2 separate regions of the Homo sapiens genome follow, and region 2 is linked to region 1. Evidence: read pairs that join two places in POLR2A ChIA-PET (ENCODE). Cell type or tissue: OCI-LY7. All regions are shown on one strand.

What was found. Peaks named below come from ENCODE experiments on the same cell type or tissue, not always from the same donor. Only the 100,000 strongest peaks of a DNase experiment are listed, where the experiment ranks them.
Region 2: POLR2A ChIA-PET joins it to region 1 with 5 read pairs; 2 of 35 experiments call an interaction of 5 or more read pairs at or near these places.

The regions. Positions count from the first base shown.
Region 1 is chr14:39,734,577-39,739,576 of GRCh38, reverse strand. The region is part of intron 5 of LOC105370461 (a long non-coding RNA gene); the gene reads right to left. Among named protein-coding and RNA genes, the nearest start is that of FBXO33, 300 kb to the right of the region's middle. RefSeq lists an enhancer at 4,795-5,000. In OCI-LY7, no CTCF peak of the experiment used is centred here; no DNase peak of the experiment used is centred here.
Region 2 is chr14:39,679,082-39,684,081 of GRCh38, reverse strand. The region is part of intron 4 of LOC105370461 (a long non-coding RNA gene); the gene reads right to left. Among named protein-coding and RNA genes, the nearest start is that of FBXO33, 250 kb to the right of the region's middle. In OCI-LY7, no CTCF peak of the experiment used is centred here; a DNase peak (open chromatin) is centred at 3,091.

The DNA of each region.
Region 1 (5,000 bases):
AAGTTAAAACCAGGTGGCCGGGCACAGTGGCTCACGCCTGTAATCCCAGCACTTTGAGAGGCCGAGGCAGGAAGATCATGAGGTCAGGATATCGAGACCATCCTGGCTAACACAGCGAAACCCCATCTCCATTAAAAATACAAAAAAATTAGCCAGGCATGTTGGCGGGCGCCTGTAGTCCCAGCTACTCGGGAGGCTGAGGCAGGAGAATGGCATGAACCCGGGAGGCGGAGCCTGCAGTGAGCCGAGATCGCGCTACTGCACTTCAGCCTAGGCAACAGGAGACTCCGTCTCAAAAAAAAAAAAAAAAGAAAAGAAAAGAGAAAAACAGGTACTGTAATCATTCACCTGATTTTTGTTCTGATGAAGGTGCTTTTTGGTGCAGATAGTTGTTTAATTGGTGTTCTTTCAGGGAGAATGATCTGTGGAGGCTTTTATTCAGCCATCTGTTCTACCTTTGGATCAGGTAATCATACCTCATTTAATTTAAAAGTAACATTCCACTTTAAAAAGATTTTCATATCATAAATTATATTTCAAAACTATATTCTTAATTTAATTCTGCTATATCCTTATAGAAAATTAATATAAATATAATTAGGATGTAAATGAGAGAACTCAGACCCACACATCAAAAGATGACTGCCTTGATCGACTACTGAAATGCTAAAACATAGTCAAATGCAATTGTGTAGGAGATATTCCTTACTCTGGTAGAAATATAATAGTATTCCAGACACCTGATCTGAATTCTGGTATTGATTTGAGATACTAAGTCAATTTACCCAGAAAGAGTAAACATCTTCTGAGGCCAGAAAATACAATATACTTATCACAACTTATTTGTATTGATTACTTGTAAGCCTGCTCTCAAGTTCTAAACTTCTCATGCCTGCTTATTGTCAAATACAACTGCTAAGAAAGTTTGAACTATGAGCATTTCTTGCTAGGAAAGCTCTCCTCTGGTTAATAAACAATCACTATAATCACAGCTTCAGATAGTGCTCATATCTTAGAGATCCTTAGAAGTTAATTTTCTCAATTTGTTCACTCATTCATTTAAATATATTTAGTTTAAGTAAACAAACATGACTTAATCTTAGATTTTGCACTTGGGCTATTTATAAACTAGTTTGATGAAAAGTAGATCTAAGTAGATATTAACATAAAGTGTAAAGTGGTAATTATAAATTTAACACTTTCAGCAACGATAACCAACTTTTGATTAGATTATGCTGTATTTAACTAATTCTTCTCAAAGCATCAAATTACTCTTCAAATTTTTATTGTTATTACTATAGTCTAATTTAAGAAATTAGTCTCAGTAGCATCAAAATCATACTAGTTTAGCAAATGATTTCTATAATGCCCTATTATTATGGTTGCAATTCAGTGAGTTCAATGTAAGTAGTGCTTTGCCAGAACTGGAACCACTGTGCTTTTTAATAATTTCGGAAACTCAGGTAAGCTATCATTATAATTTTTGTTTTGTTTTGTTGCTTTGATCTTTCAACAAAAAACAATCATTCAAAGTTTAGAAATTAAGATTGAGATACATCATAAACATTGATAATAAAAGTTCAAATGAGTAATAGTGTCAAAAACCAAGCTATATTTAAACATTTATTTTATTTATTATTTAATTATTTAAAGTAAATAAATAATACACAATTGCATTTCTTTACTAAGAAAAATGAAACCATACAGATGGAACTATGTTTCCTCTTACCACCACTAAAACCTAGTACTCATCCCATACCTATGAGATTTAACAAAAGTTATAGTACAGGTCACTGCAGCACCTTCACTAATCATTACGACATTTCTGTAATAGTGAAAAAATGAAAACATTGCTTCTAAACTTAAGAACTGAAAATCAAAATACATAATACTCATCCTGGGCATGCTCTATAGCAAAGGCATTGATTGAGAAAGGTTTATGCTAATATGATGGAAAACACCCATAATTTCCATTGTAAAATTTTAAACATCAGTTGGACGGTAGGTACTATAATAGGCTGAATAATGGTTCTAAATATAAATATTCCTAATCCCTGAAGCCTCTAAATATTACCTTGTTTGAAAAAAAGCTTTTGGCATATGTGCTTACTTAAGTGTCAAGAGATGGAGAGATTATCCTGGATCGTCTGGGAGGTATTAAATAAAGTCATAAGTATCATTATATGAGAGAGGAGAGGGAGATTTTGACACAGACACGCAGAAGAGAAAGCAATGTGAAGACAGAGAGATTTGAAGGTGCTATTCTTGCAGACTGAAGTGATGTGGCCATAACCCAAGGAATATTAGCAGCCACCAAAAGCCAGAAGAGACAAGGAATGGATTCTTCTATAGAGCCTTCAGAGAACAATGTGCTGCTGACACCTTGGTTTCAGCCCAGTGATACCCATTTTGAACTTCTGGCCCCCAAAACTGGGAGGAAATAATTATTTCTTGTTTTAAGCTACCAAGTTTGTGGTAATTTGTTATAGTGGCCATAGGAAACTGATACAGGTACATATGATACCATTTATATTAAAATATACACAAAGACCAATACCGTATATTTATATTTCCTACAGAGCTACTGCAATTTAAACTTTCAGTGAGCTTAAACTTCAGCAAGTTAGGAAGTTGTAAGGTTACTTTCTATTTTGAAAGTTTAAAGTATTTTATGTAAAATGTCTAAAATTGTGGCCATAATTGCTTCTGATAATTTTTTTCTTTAAGAAATAAAATGCTATAGAGAGAACTGAAGCTCTCAACATAACCCAATTCAATCTCATTCTCTTTTCTTCCCCCTACACTAACGCTGCTATCTTAAAATAAAAGTTGGTATAATTCCTATGCATAATTTTATTCATGAAGATATAGCATTGTGTAAATGTATTACATTACCTATTTTATTCTGGAACTTGTATTTTTTCCTTGACATTGGTATTTTATTGTATAAATACTCCATAATATACTTTCATTCATTCTCCTTTTGATGAATGTTTCTCCTTTCCCCAACCTTTTGCTACTAGTAATGTTACAATGAATTTTGTTGCACATATCTCCTGGTGCACAGGTGCAATAATTTCCCTAGAGTATATATTTAGAAATAGAATGTCTGGGTCCTTGATTGTATGCATCTTTAACCTTACCAGATATTACCAAATTGTTCTTCAAAGAAACCAAGATGGCCTTAACATTCTCTTTAGTTTGACTCAACTTTAGATAGGTTTCTTCCTGACTGTAGGCCCCTGACTTCCCTTTTCTTAGAGCATTTACTTCAGAAAATTTGTAATTGCAAATTATTTCTCTGCCCCTTAGAGAAGTAAATCTTCTTAAAATCCTCTTGTTTTATAACCCCAGAATGCCAGTTTTGCATCTCAGGAAAGTCTTCCTCAAGGACCTAGCAACATCCCCTTTGAAAAGTAATTATCAAGAATGGCAACACCCCAATATTCTGGTTTCTGTGGGAGGGTAAGAGCCTAACTTCAATAAGCAACAATTAGCAAACAGAGATGGCCTAATCACATTGACCAACCTCTCCTCTAAAGCCTTCCAGAACTTTTTCCATGAGCTCAGCTCAAAGCTTAAAATCCCTCTCACTTTTTGTTAAAGTGGAATTGACTTCAATCTCTCTTCCCTATCATAACAGTTTTGAATAAAGTCTTTGTTCAATTTATCCACTAAAATTTTTCATAGGCTAAAATACTGCAATAGTTATTACTATCAATTTATAAAATTCATTAGCAGTATTCAAGAGTTCCTATTTCTTGACATGATTATCAATACATCATAAGCTCAATCTTTTTAATTTTTGCCAATTTTATATGTGCGCAATAGTATCTCATTTGAATATCACTGATTATCAATGAGTTTATTATCTTTTCAAATGTTCATTAGAGGTTCAATTTTTCTCCTCTATGAAATCCCTATTTATATGCTATGCCCATTTTACATGTTGTTTCTTTCCTTTATTGATTTGTAGTTCTTTATTTTTCCTGAATACTAATCCTTAAAGGTTACTAGTCTCAAATATGATCAGATCTAGCCTGATTTGATTACTAGATCTGTCCTAGTCTCAATATAATCCCTCAGCAGAAATTCCAAAATGCCAATATAAGACCTTGTTATGTAGACTATAGGTGCCAGGATTTAGGTAGCAGCAACATAAAATCACTAGTTCAAGTTCTTAGGGAAAATAACTGCCAGTCTATAAATATATACCCTGCTAAAAATTATCCTTCAAAAGTGAAGTCATAATAAAGATGTGAGTTATGGTGGTTATTTTCCTATTTTTGGTACTTATCTATTTTAATAAACCAGCAATTATTATGCTACAAATTCTTTACAACTCAGATTCCATTGGCATTTTGCAGTTTATATGACATAAACTGCATGAGTCATGTTATAGAGGAAAATATATTTAAGGAAAAAAGCAAAAAACGGCAGATAGGACGCAGGACTAACTTGCAGCTTCCACTCAGATGGACAGAACAGCATATGGAGATTCACATAATAAACATTTGCTCCAAGAACCACCACAGGAACATACCAGGAAAACTGAAAGATTCACAGACCCTTTGAAAGAAGTAGCTTGCCACTGCAAACTCTGTGAGACAGCCAAAAAACTGTGAGTGCCCAAAGTGTGAAAGTATGAAAGTCCACCTCCCAACACACATCCTCACTGGGGAACCTGAAAATCTAGATCACAGAAGAAGGATTTAACCTTACCTAGAGCTGAAACAAAGTTAGAGAGTTGAGTGAAATATAAAAGTACAAGAAGCAGCAGGAAGAGCCCTACAGGCACTCCCAGTCCCCAGAAAAACCCAGCGAAGCCATTTCTGACTTTTTCTCACAGGGGTCCTTGGGGAGGGCAGCCAGGGTAACTAGGGAATGACCACAGGGAGAAGGAGACTTCCAGCTGAACTTTGTAATAATTTTGACCAAGCACAAATTTTCCCAGGCAGAATCCAGGGGGGCAGTGAATGGGAAGTGCAGAGTCAAGCACA
Region 2 (5,000 bases), 55 kb after region 1:
TAAGAGCTTTAGAAGAAAGGCATCATATAAATGCAAATAACAGGAGATTTGATAAAAAGAATAGTCATATCCAAGTGCACAACGGCTGCCCGATCCAAATGAACAGCTTGAGGTTTTACTGCTATTGTCATTCAATACACATCAGAGAATAAAGACTGAGAAGTGAGCCTTCTAGAATTCTTTCTGCTTGAATTGCTGGCATATTTTTCTCATGCTATCATGTAATATGCCATGTAGAGAACTGAAAGAAGACATCAGGGATCATGAGTCCTATAGGCTTTCTACTACCACCCCAAAAGGATACAGAGGCATTTCACTGATGGGAAAATGCTCCACAACTTCCTATTCAACCACAGCAAGGAAACTCAGGGAGCTCTGAAAAGAGTATTCAAATCACCATTTTCTCCCTGTGGCAAGATATATTTTTTAACACTTAGCACAAACATCCACCCACACATTATGAAGTCAGGCATTTAACATTTTAACTGCTCGGGTTGGCATGCCTACCATGCCCCCTGCTCCAAAAACTGTTGGTTTTTGTAATCAGGGCAACAGTGCTGGTGGTCAGCCTAAGGAGATATTGGGGAGCTAATTCAATATGAAAATAATAAATAGCAGGATTTTTTCTAGACAGTCCTACTCTGTGGATAGCATATCAGCAACCATTCACAGACTTCCTCTGAAATTTGCTCTGACACGGCTTACAGTTTAGCCAATAGCTGACCACAGCACTCCTGACTTGGTTGCTACAAATTGAAGGAGCAGTTGGATACAATGCATGCATAGCCATGAGTGAGTGGCCAATAGCTTTTTGCATGGCATCTTTCTAATTCTATGTAAGATATAAACAGCAAGGACAGGAAAGTAACCTCACCTTTAGAACATGAGCTCCAGAGTCCATATGTGAAATCCTTAACAACTACACAAGAAAGAAAAGGAGAAAGTGATAGTCTATCAGGCCTGAGGCATCTGAGACCTTATCTTTGATTGATATGCGTATTATTCTTTTTTTAATTAATATCCTTTTAGGTCACAGTATTAATTTTCCTCTTGTTTGAAGAAACAGGCAGATTGCTTATTTTACATTTCAGCAAACTCATATAGAGAAACAATCAATCCTCATGGACTTAAATAGAGCAAATTAATCAAATACAAAAGGCGAGAACTAATTCAGAAACTACCCAATGGGAAATGAGAAACAGGAGAGAAAGCCCATGCTTTTGAATAGACTTTGGATGCCATAAACTTAAACCAATATATTATCTCACTTTCCTCCCACAGCTTCCCTGCAGGAGGCAGGACAAAATCAAACAGAGCAGCCTGTAAGGCAAGATCAGGCCCCAGTTCTAAATGCCTCTATGCATAGTTAGTGGGCCTTAAGGAGAGAGAAATTTAATGCTTAAAAATGAAGATCATTCTGTATCTTTAGCTTCTTTCTGACACGTTAGGCAAAACTTCCAAATATCCTAGCACATATCAAAACCAAAAATCTCATAACGACAGCAGGACATGCTGTCAAAAGAAGAAAGCTAAAGATTCCTACTCGAACAACTTTTCTTTCACTTCAAATCACAAACTTTGAACCTACAGAGCTTTCATGATACATCATGCAGTTGGAAGGATTCAAGAGCTAAAGAGTTCTAATTTTTTAGTCATGTGAAATAGAGTTAATATAGATAAGACTGAACATATTATCAAAGATTTCCATTCTATTGGTTACATCAATGGAATTTTTTTATCATAATACCAATGAAAATAATACATCTGCCTAAGACTTTCGGAGTGAATGTTAGAACCTTCTTTGAAATTGCTTATTATCTTGCCTTTTGAAACCTAATATATTCCTGTCACAGATTGGGTGTGCTATTTTATGATTGAGGACAGAAAAGTTCTACTCATGATGGAACTATTGTCTCACTCTCTTTCATGTTCAAAAATGTTTCCAATGTTGTTGTTCATGCATGCAAATGAGGCTAAAAAATGAGCGGCAGTTCTTTCTCAGCTTGATACATGTAAAGTCCATTTTTCATCAACAGCTCTTGGAAGAACCTGCCACTGATTGCAGCTCTGCTTTTCTCATCACAGTGTGATGGATGTTTTTGCTCAAAATAAGCCGCCCTTTGCTGATTGCTGCAGGCTGCTTGGTCTGTCAATTGTGAAAATACAGCATTCCCCAGCTAGGCCACGTTGCTTATTGTAATCAGAGTCAGATGCAAACATTCATTCCAATGATACCCTAGTTCTGATCTCTATTTGCTCTACTGCAGTGCTCATTTTGGTTGTGAGGTATCCTCAGAACAAAACTGCCATGGGTTAAAGATCAAATCACTCACCTTAATTGAGTTAAAATCTTCTCAGTCAGAGACTAAGCCTCTCATTTTTCCTGAAAGATGTGCGAAAGGGTGAGTTTCCTTTTAAAATGCAACTGGGCAGAAGCTACCATTTGTGATGAGGATACAGGAAAATTTGTGACTGAAAATTTGATTCCAGACAGCAACTCTGAATGTTATTAATACTTGTCTATCAAAGGGGTGACACTTAAAAGCATGCTTGTATGTGTCACACAATATTGGGAGTAAAGTGATTAAACAGAAAGGTCCTGAACTACTTCCTAGGTACTGCTGTTAGAAGGGGCATGGGGAGTTTAATGGTGTTATTCAAAAATAACTACATTATATCCATATTTATGTATAATGGAGATCCATTTTTAGTTTATTAAATGAAATTTGGCCTAAAGCTGTCTATGTAGTGAACTGCAACCTAACTTACTATGTAAACAAAATGCAACCTCACTTAAGAGTATATTCTGCAACAGATAGCTGAGTCTCAGCCGGTCACAGGCTGCCAACTGATCAGCCTTATATTTGTTCATATAAGACAAATACTGAGCTATAATCAAAGTATTTCTATATGTCATTTCCTTTTTCTGTCCATAAATATTGCCTGCCCATATTGGATGAAGATCTCTGAACTACTGGTTAGAACTGGGTAGCAGTGAGAACCAGGAGAGGTTCAGAGAGCTCCACCCAGCAATGGGGACAGGTAGTATTTATAAACAGAAAAAGGAAGTGATACAGAAACCACTTGATTGGTTGCAGCTGCCTTATTTAAGCATGCTGGTTGAGGTATTTGTCTTATATGGGCATGATCTGATCAGTTGGCAGCCCTGATTGGCTGAAGCTCAACTACTGGGATTAGTTGAGACTCAGCTATTTGTTGCAAGACTATAATAAAGTGAGGTTGCAGTTTGTGTACAAAATAAGTTAAGTTGCAGAATACTAGGTACAGAGGCTACTGTAGATCAAATTTAATTTAATGTAACATAGTCCCGGTGGCTGCTAGAGCTCCAGCTATTATATCTGCACTCCAGACAGCAAGATGAAAGAAACAAGAAAAATCTCATCACCTCCGTTTTTTCTTTAAGAGACTTCAGAGCAATCTCACACAACACTTCCATTTACGTCTCATAGGTAAGAATCTGGTCATATGGCTATACCTAGTTGCACTGGAAAGTTATTATTCAAGGCCACAACAAATGTGGCTAAAATTTGGGGTTCTCTTACTAAAGCAGAAGGGAAAATGGGTATTTGTTAGAAAACTAGTAATACCTACTACAGCACTAACTCCTCACCACCATCTCTGCACATTCAGAGCCATTAAATGAACTTGGACAAGTCACTTAAATCTCTCTATGCTTCAATTTCCTCAACTCATGAGGTAACACACCTGTTAATTAGCTTGATTAGCCATTCCACAATGTGTACATATATTCCAAAATATCATTTGTACACAATAAGCACATAGAATTTTATCAATTTAAATAAAATAAAAAATTTAAAAATTTCCTCAACTCTAAAATATCTACCTTGTGCGTTTGTTTGAAACTTAAATGAGCTGACATGTAGAGGGCCGAAGGCATGCAGGTTCTTGGTAAACAACAGCCTCCTTCCACATCTCAACAGAAACCAGAATGACTCCAATCCACCCAAACTCCTTGGAGCCTATAATTGGGACCATTGTTCCCTTCCTCAGGGCCACACTGGCTGAGCTCTCCTGGCCCCTGGCCCAATGCTGGCTTCCTCTCCTCTTCTTTTCTGTAGCACACTCTTATGCCCATTTTGATCCACAGAAGCCTCAGCCAGGCCTGATAACTGAGCCCACAGAAGTTGTGGCAACTGGGACACTGAATAAACAAGGAAGAATTGGAGGAATGAAAAAGAGCGTACACATAAAAAAGCATTCAGGAAAAATGGAAGAAACAAGTTTTCCACTAAGACCTCAGATGCCAAAAAGACTAAATAATTTTTTTTAGCAAGGTGGCAAACCATTAAGGTTTCTAGCAGTTTCTCCTACCTGCTTAGCAGAATATGCCTCTAGATTATCCAGCTCTGTTTTATGCTTCAAGTCATTTCTCTTGGAGGACCCATTGAGACAATGTGAATAACTTGGGATAACCCATCACCACTAAGGGCCAAACACTACAAAGTGTAAGTCTTCTTGATAGATCTATCCCTTGCATGAGGACGCCAGAGGGTTGCTGACCACTCACCTGCTACTGCAACCCACATTCTCTGGAAGCAGATGCTGAGATGGAGTTTTGAATGCAATATGTTTGTGAGTGGATAAACTCCTGTAAATGAAGGAGCTGAAGCAAAATTGGGCAGAAGGGGAAGTTAAATTGCAATTCTAGCCCCATAAAGCTGACAGAGCACTTTGGCACAAGTGTTGTCTAACAGAATATCCTACTTCAGGGTGAAATGGCCTGGTCTTTATAGCCCCTCATCTCACACCAATATCAGTTGTGAGCTGTCTGGAATGGCATGACCTCAGCTGAGACCGACCCTAAAGGAGCTGACAGCTTCAGGCTGTGCACTAACTGCACTCCCCACAGCTGGGCAGCAAGACCTGTTCTGAAGAGGGATCAAGCAGCACATGTCTACCCTACCTGCCATAGAAATTAATGTAAAACCATAAAAGGATTTCAGTGTTTTCCTGGCTCT